Linked DNA regions of Homo sapiens: region 2 is linked to region 1. The links are chromatin loops, found by intact Hi-C in ENCODE. Cell type or tissue: Calu3. All regions are shown on one strand. Each heading gives the region's core, and the rest is flanking DNA. Links, peaks and the distances in the headings are about the cores only. Region 1 overlaps SCIN (scinderin). Region 2 has its middle 430 kb from the start of ARL4A.

Evidence for each region. Hi-C counts contacts between places; a loop is a spot of excess contacts. Peaks named below come from ENCODE experiments on the same cell type or tissue, not always from the same donor. Only the 100,000 strongest peaks of a DNase experiment are listed, where the experiment ranks them.
Region 2: a loop joins it to region 1, with 8 times the contacts of the local background. A loop is called at or near these places in 14 of 110 quality-filtered maps.

The regions. Positions count from the first base shown.
Region 1 is chr7:12,637,197-12,641,602 of GRCh38, forward strand. SCIN (scinderin) reads left to right here. Exons shown (of 16, transcript NM_001112706.3): 11 at 3,151-3,321. Among named protein-coding and RNA genes, the nearest start is that of ARL4A, 48 kb to the right of the region's middle. RefSeq lists a silencer at 3,168-3,462. In Calu3, for the core only: a CTCF peak has its summit at 1,911; no DNase peak of the experiment used is centred there.
Region 2 is chr7:13,115,205-13,119,610 of GRCh38, forward strand. No RefSeq gene overlaps it. Among named protein-coding and RNA genes, the nearest start is that of ARL4A, 430 kb to the left of the region's middle. In Calu3, for the core only: a CTCF peak has its summit at 2,093 (motif pointing left); a DNase peak (open chromatin) is centred at 2,107.

The DNA of each region.
Region 1 (4,406 bases), core at 97-4,096:
ACAATGAGAAATAAATACAACAGTGCAGAACAAGCACAGATTAACAATTCGAATTAATAGGTTAAAAAAAGATGCATTTTCTTACACTCTCAAATCGTAAACATGCGTAAGTTATGTTTTGCACAAGTAAACAGAAATAAATCTTGATAAAATAGCATGGGTCCTTATATTTCCCTTTTAGGTACCAGAATCTTTACTGAAACAAAGTCCAACACCCAAAAGTGAGGGAGGAAGTGGTGGAGAGGGAGAAAGGATGAACAGAAATGGGAGGGACAAAGAGAAAAGACAGGGAGAAAGGGGAAAGAAAAGGGATAGGAGGAGAGGAGAGGGAAGAGAAGAGAGGGAAATCATGGAGGAAGAAATGAGACAAGTAAGGAGGAGAGGAGGGGGAAGAGAAGAGAGGGAAATCATGGAGGAAGAAATGAGACAAGTAAGAAGGAGGAGAGAAGAGGAAGGGCAAGGGAGAGGATAGTGTGAGAGGGAGGAGAGATTGAGAGGGAGGAGAGATGTATTTTTTTACTTGGGTATTTCTGAAATAAAAAATTACTTGTCGAGAATGACTGAATCCAAATTCAAAATGAAAATTTCATGTAATTATAAATGAGTCAACTTTTTAGTATATCTATCTATCTAACTTATCTATCTTAGCTATCTCTATCTAGAGACAGATTAAGATAGAGAAAAAGGGACAGGAAGAGATAATATGCTGTTTTATTTATTATAAAACTTTAAATGTTATACAATATCAGACGATATCAATGTCTAGTTCTAGATCTCCTCACTGTGTCTAAGAGACTGCTGTTTCTAGCCTGGTTCAATCTTCTGTACTCTCCTAAGTTCAACTGCTCCTCCTTTTATATTTATGGTGGAGTATCTGCTACTTGTTTCAGGACGCTTATTAGTTACCATGAAAAAGTTTTTGGGTCTTTGTTTTTTAGATTCCCTTACTGTATAACTGACATACAGACTTCAAGAAGACCCTATTTTCCTCTAGTGTGCCCCAATGTGTCCGTCTGCTTTCTCGTTCATTCTGTGAGAGAGTACTTTCTTGTTCCTTTTTCCTACAGCTAGCTGGAACTATCTCTCTCCCTCTCTCTCATTCCCTGTGTCTTCCTAGCTGGAGCTGCACACACTGCTGCCTGTTTTCTGCCTGCCTGTTGTCTTTGGCCAGTTTCTGAGAAGCCATCTGCTCCCATCTGGTGGGAAAAGCATCTTACAGATTAGAGTTCAAACTGAAAGCAGGTGCTTACTTGGCCAATGCAGTGATGTTTCTGATACAGCAGCATTAAACACTCCCTTTACATGGTTGTGCCTGTTTAACTTCCTCATTCCTGATGTCAAGGGAGCTAAGACTCTATATGGTACAAAAGGGTTTTTCTGTCTTGTTTTCAAATCTTTGTAAGTGTGTAATTGCTTATTTTAATGTAATAATTAAATAGAGAGAGGCAAGTTAGACACTTCAGAACATAAAGTATAAGATGTGAAGGCTGAAGTTGGTCTTCCAGCTGGTCTCCTTTCCATCTTGATACAAGTTAGTAGATACAAAAATCAAGTTAAATCTAAATTTAAAGGCGCATGTTAACTTTTTAAAAATAAGTTAACTTGCTACTTTTAATCAATAAATTAATGAAATGACTGAATTCTTTAAATGCACTCAATTCTATGGAATTTAGTTGATCTTTAAGGTATTACTTACCAAACTATTAAAAAACTATGAAGACATGCATTGTCTTACATATTTCATATTTCATAGTACTATATTTGATGCACTCGATTAATGAGTTACCATGAATTGTTAGCCGGTTGAATCCTAAATTGACAACAAAATGGTAATTTTTAGTTTAATCACTAGATGGCAGTAGCTTACAATAATGCATGAAAAAACTAAAGTATTGCGGTTTTCAACGCTCCTTTGTAGAATATATTAACCATATTGAACATATTTTAATCAGCCTTTTTTCTTTCTTATTCTCCTTTGACAGTAAGGGATGGGCCTTAATCAGTGTTTCTCTTTCTCTCATGTTGGCAATTAAAGTTTTCTCCATGTTATATGAAATGCTAAGCTAACAGTTTTAGGTATTTGTGAGACTATAACTGACAAAACGTTTCCATAATTTGCTGCTCACTTATTTGAATGCCTACTAATTGAAATATATTTATGAAGTCAATTATTTTCAATGCCTTTCGGCCTCCCTATATGCAGGTATGTATATGCATGTAATGAGTACATGCATCAGCATTCCCATTCACCTGGCTTCTAGAAAAAGACAAACCAGGGGAAGTGAGACAGTTCAATTTTAGCACAGGGCAGAACAAATGAAAACAATGGGAGACTGACATGAAATTTGAACTCTTTATGTAAATGCATCAATAGTTTGTGTGAGAAATAGGAAATTCTAATCCAATATTTGGGGCTAATAAATAAAATCAAGAAAATAATTTCCCTTTTTTTTTCAATTTCCTCATCCTGAAAAGTCTTTATATTGTATTTTTTAAAGTTTCTTATATTGAGCATATCTACTATTACATTTCTATAGGTAAGTTAAAAAGTAGAAAACATATTCTGTTTATTTTTGCCCATTTTTAGTGCTTGCATAGCAATCTTTGTGTGTGTGTGTAATTTTTTTATTTTACAAATACAGAGATATAGAAATAATGGGTATGATTTGGGGTCATCTTATGTTGTGAAGCATTTGAATGCACATCTCTTAACCTTCTGAACCAGATCCAAAACACGTGAGATTCTAGTACCTCTGTAAATATCTGTAAGTGTTACTGGTGCCCTTGAAAGAAGAGTGATTTTCACATAAGGTCGCAGACACCAGCACCTTTTCTCTTTCGGAGATGTAGATGAACAGACTTACATCTTCATACTTTTCAAAAACAGAAAGTATTGGAGCATGGTGATGTTTCCCCTGACAAGAAACTACTCATGGACACCGTGCCTGCGATAACAAAAGATTCTCAAGTCAACAGGGAAAATTAATTATCATTAACCTATATGTTCTGTTAATCATCATTCCTCCTGCTCTTGACTTTTTATTTTTTGTTTTATTTTCAAAAAGACAACATAAGAACACATTTGGAACTAAAACCTTCTTTCACAGCACTCTTAATTATATTTCTTTTATTCCCCCTCTCCCCCATCAGATCCGAGTCTCCCAAGGCAAAGAGCCTGTTCACCTACTGAGTTTGTTCAAAGACAAACCGCTCATTATTTACAAGAATGGAACATCAAAGAAAGGAGGTCAGGCACCTGCTCCCCCTACACGCCTCTTTCAAGTCCGGAGAAACCTGGCATCTATCACCAGAATTGTGGAGGTAATGTCATGCATTCCATAAAACATGCCCTAGTTATGGACTTCCCAATGGACCTGAGCCATCAGCAAATATTAGACTTTAAAAACTTGGCAAATAAACTCCCTTCATTCCTATAATTAATCCACTGTTCAAAATTTTAAAAACATTTAAAGCAGGAGAGTTGAGTAAAAAGTAAAACTCCAGATACCAGGCCTTTCGCAATTTTCAATTACATTGAACCCAAACAGATAAATTTTTAAGAATACTGTCACAAATTAGCTGTCAAAAGCGTGAGGCTGCTTAAGCTCCATCTTGAAAGGCCTTAGGTGGATAGATCATGGGTGATGGTCAGGTGACTGATCACACTGGAGACATTTGAGAGGGAAGGCCCTCGTTTGCCCAAGTGTAACAAATATGGGAGGCATGTCCCACCACACTGGACCAGAACCATAACTGAACTGGCCCCATGAGCTGTTTCTGACAGCAGCTGGGATCAAACCCCATGCCATGGTGCCATAAGATAAGAAGACCTCCAGGTATAGACAAGGCCAGCCTGCCCAGGTTTTTAAATGGCTAAGTGCTTTCACCTTAGGACAATCCTGTCACCCCAGTCACCATTGAAATCCAGGTCTTCCACATCACCCTTACGCTGCCTGGCATGCTCTGCATATCAAGCCTGGAGCTGTCCCTCAAACTTGCCCTCCATACAAGTCAATCAGCAGACCCCTTAAACTTGGGTTGGTCATCTCATCCCTCCACCTGCAACTTCTTCTCTAAGCCTCCCTCTCCCTGCACCTGATTTCTCTACGACTGTCCTCTGAGGACAGATTCCCTGGCAGCCCTCTCAAGTGGAACTTGTGTTTTCCCAAGACCCACTCACCATGGCCTCAGGGATGGGGCTGGACAAGTTCCCTCCCTGCTCACCCTTACCTCTTTGATTTTATCTTGCCTCTCTCTTTTATATCAGACTTTCCGTCCTCTAGACCTCTTGTGCTTTCATAGACTGAACTGCCAGTCCTCCTCTTCTTTGATGACTTCAGCCATTATCTCACTATTTCCATCTCTCCGGCTTCTCTCTTCCAGCAGTCTTTTCCTTGACCGCATTT
Region 2 (4,406 bases), core at 225-4,224, 480 kb after region 1:
AGCAATGGGACAAAATGAAACCTAGCTTACCTCCCAAGGCTGCCCTGCACTGGACTCTTCTAGAAAAGCCAGGGATACAGAGTGGGTTTTAAAACATCGCCACATATCCATGTTTGCCTTTAAGCAAAGGCTTCTTAGAGATTCAAAAGGAGTTGCAACATAACAAGATAAGACACGCAAACTGCCTTCTTTTTTTTCCTCACAGAGATAAAATCAGTATCTTTAATCCATCAATGCTGTACATAAGTAGTGTCAGAAATGAGTGCACAGACAGCATTGGAACTTTGTGTTCCCAAGAATTCATTTGGAGTACCCTCTGCTGGGGAGCCAGACTTCAGAAAACAAAGACTAAAGTAGGAATGGAGGGAAGGCTTAGCTCTGCTACATACCCACGAGTAAGAAAAGAATCCAGGCAGCCGAAGCATTTGGGGAATTCAGCTGCCTGGGATTATGGGCATTAAAACCCCCTACCCTCAATCACTTCCATCCCCACCCAAGCACACAAAATTTTACCCGAAGATGTTTGTAGCAGCTGTGAAACTGTCCAACTATTAGAAGAAAGAGTGGAGAAATGGGAGTCTCTGCATATTTTATGTCCTAGTTAACAATAATTTACTTCTTTTATGGAAATTTAAAATAATATCTTCTCAATATTCAGATTGCATAAACCCTGGAGATGTAAGACACTTTTGGATTAAAGGTTTCTATGTAGGAATGGTTATATTCTAGTGATAAATATTTCCTCATATGGAATTTAAAATTCTTTAGCTACTCCATCACTACCTTTCTCCCAGTTATTGCTAAGTCATCAGTATGCTGGAGTGGAGGGGTGTCTGGGAGCTTCCATATGTCACATGGAATACAGAAATAGAAGGATGGTAAGACATAGGCCACAAGTAGATTACAGTGCAGTGGATATAGCTGGAGGAAAGAAGTACTATGTAGATCAAATGTAATTCATTTTGATACTTGCAATACTACACATCCATTAGCATACTTTTTACTTTTTTTTCCTTGTTAACAAGTTAAATAACTGTCTTCATTATGTAAAAGTGGCAACAGACAGAAAAACCTATATTCTACCTCTAAGTCTCTTGGTTTTGTAATTCCAATCTGAAATTGTGACCTTTAAATATGTTACAGTCTTATTGGGTTTCAAAGGGGATGATGGAAAGAAATGGCACTTGTGGAATTTCTACTGTGTGTCATTCTCTGTATCTTACTATTTCTATAATCGTAACCTAATATAATCCTAATAGAACTGTGTGAGGTAAATCTTATAACCATCTTTTCATAGCTGAGGAAATTGAGGCTCTGAGAATCCACAGTATTGTAGCTAGTGAGTGACAACAGATACCATGCTCTTCTTCTGACACAATGTCACTCAGGTAAGGAAGATGAGGGGTCCGGGGAAGCAGGGATATCACAAGCCTCCATTTTCCATCTCTTTCTTCAGGGGAGATCTCAAATAATTTTTCTTTTGATAGTTTTCATAGGCAAGTTTACAAGACCAAAAGAGAAATCTAAATTTAGTGAGGATGAAAATTATTTTTCTTGTTATATTTATCCACATATTGCTTTTTCTTATATCTGTATATAGATACAACACTTGCAAAATTATGTAATATTTTTCTTTGTGTATATTGTTTCAGTTATCTTCTCTTTTTGAATTTGAATTTGGAAAAAAATGTGTATATGTATGTCCCACAAAACACATAACACATTTACTGGGTCAAGATTGTGGCAGAATGATGAATCATTGGATTTAGGTTCATCAACCTTATAAGATGCTAAATTATTTTGTACTTTTCCTCTCTCTTTTTTTCTAGGCTCTTCCATTGCATAAGTGGTAGAATGGTGTAGAGTTTCTCCCCTGTACTGCAGTTTTTGATTTATCATTTCTTTTATCCATTTGAGATAAGCTGCCAATTCATTTGAAAGTTATTATGAACACAGACATAAAGTGCTGTCTTCAGCACTCAGTTGTATGCAATCAACTATAATGTCTGTTAGAGTGTTCATTTGCTTAAAGTACCTAGGAAGTATGATTATAGGTGATGGGGGTGTGGTATCCTCTGGGCATATCAATAATATTGGTTAACAGCTCTGTAGTTACAATACTACCCTCTAATGGCACATCGAAGTATGCCCCAGGATATGTGGGAAGATTTTCTCTGCAATCTTTTGGAGGAAATGTCTGAAAACAAAATTAGAAAGATTATTCCTCTGAAGTCTGACAGGTTATTCTATAAGAAAAACGTGCATCTGAATAATTCTCCAAAATTAAGATAATATTATATGAATTTGTCCTTAGTCTGCTGTATATTTTCCCAACAGTCACTTCGAACATTTTTGGCCAATATAGAGAAAAAATATTATGAAAAACAAAACAAAATAAAGAAAACTTGGCTTATTAGAATTTCAATTTCCTAATTCTTAGCTAGATATGTTTTCTGATTTTAAGAATTTATTCTTTGCAGTGCATTTATATTGAAGTGAATATGGAGATTTGAAAAATATGAACTTGAAACTGTTTTAAGTAACAACCCATGTTTGAAACATTTCCCAGTGTGAGTGACAAGCAATTAAATCTACTTTGCATAAACTTGAACTTGATGTGGAAACCAACTGATTCTTTGAAGTCCTAGAAGAAACAAAAATGAGCTGTTTAATCTTTTGCTGCATGCTGTGGTTCTCTGGAGCAGCAAAAACAATTGATGGGAAATGGGGAGAACATAAATGTTTATTTTTGCAACAATGTTAATATTATCTAAATGCTAATTCTTAAGGAAGAATATCAGAAAAAAGAAATAAATCATATGACTAATGATGTGGCTCACATATATCATTATGGATCAGCAAATAGGTATTCAAAGAGGATTCAAACAAAATACTCTGAGTATTCGAATGAGTTTTTCTGATGTGCGTGCTGTCTACAGGCATACTTTGTTTTGTCGTGCTTCACAACTATTGTATTTTTTACAAATTGAAGATTTGTGGCAACCATTCCTCAAGGAAGTCTACTGGGGCTATTTTGCCAACAGCATATGCTCACTTCATGTCTCTGTGAGCTTGATAATTCTTATAATATTTCAAACTTTGTCATTATTATATCAGTCATTATTACATATTTTTAATGTTACTATTGTAATTGTGTTGGGGTGCCATGAACCATGGCCATGTTAGACAGCAAACCTAATAATGTAATTTGTGTTCTGACTGCTCCACTGACCTGTTGTTCTCCTATCCCTCTCCTTCTCCTTGGGCCTCCCTATTTCCTGAGATACAACAATATTAAAATTAGGCCAATTAATTGCCCTACAGTTGTCTCTTAAGTGTTCAAGTGAAAGGAAGAATTGCGTGTCTCTCACTTGAAATCAAAAGCTAGAAATGATTAAGCTTATCAAGGAAGGTAATTCAAAAGCTGAGATAGGCTGAAAGCTCAGTTCCTCGTGCCAAACAGTTAGCCAAGCTGTGAAAGCAAAGAAAAAGTTCTCAAAAGAAATTAAAAGTTCGACTCCAGTGAACACACAAATGATAAGAAAGTAAAATAGCCTTATTGCTGATATGAGGAGAGTTTTAGTGCTCTAAGGCTAAGAGAGGCAAGGAAACTGCAGAAGAAGAGTTTGAAGCTAGCAGAGCTTGGTTTATGAAATTTAAGGAAGGAAGCCATCTCCATAACTTAAGAGTGCAAGGTAAAGAGGCAAGTGCTCTTGGAGAAGCTGAAGAAAGTTATTTAGAAGATTTAGCTAAGATAATTGATGATGGTGGCTACATTTAACAACAGATTTTAAATGTAGACCAAACAGTCTTCTACTGAAAGAAGATGCCATCTAGGACTTCCACAGCTAGAGAGAAGTCAATGCCTGGCTTCGAAGCTTTGCAGTACAGGCTGACTCTGTTGTTAATCGCTAATGTAGATTGAGACTTTAAGTTGCAGTCAGTACTCATTTACCATGCTGAAAATCCTAGGGCACTTACTCTGCCTGTGTTCTAGAAATTAAAGAAAGACTGAATGACAGCACCTCTGTTTACAGCATGGTTTGTTGAATATTTTAAATCCACTGCTGAGACCTACTGCCCAGAAAAAAATATTTCTTCCAAAAGGTTACTGCTCACTGACAGTGTACCTCATTACCCAAGAGGTTTGATGGAGATGTGCAAGGAGATTAATGTCATTTTCATGCCTGCTAACACAACATTCATTCTACAACCCATGGACCAAGGAATAATTTGGACTTTCAAGTCTTATTATTTAATAAATATATTTTATAAGGCTATAGCAGCGGGATGTAGTGATTCCTCTGATGGATCTGGGCAAAGTACATTGAAAAACTTCTGGAAAAGATTCACCATTCTAGATGCCATTAAGAACATTTGTGATTTATGGAGGGAGTTCAAAATAT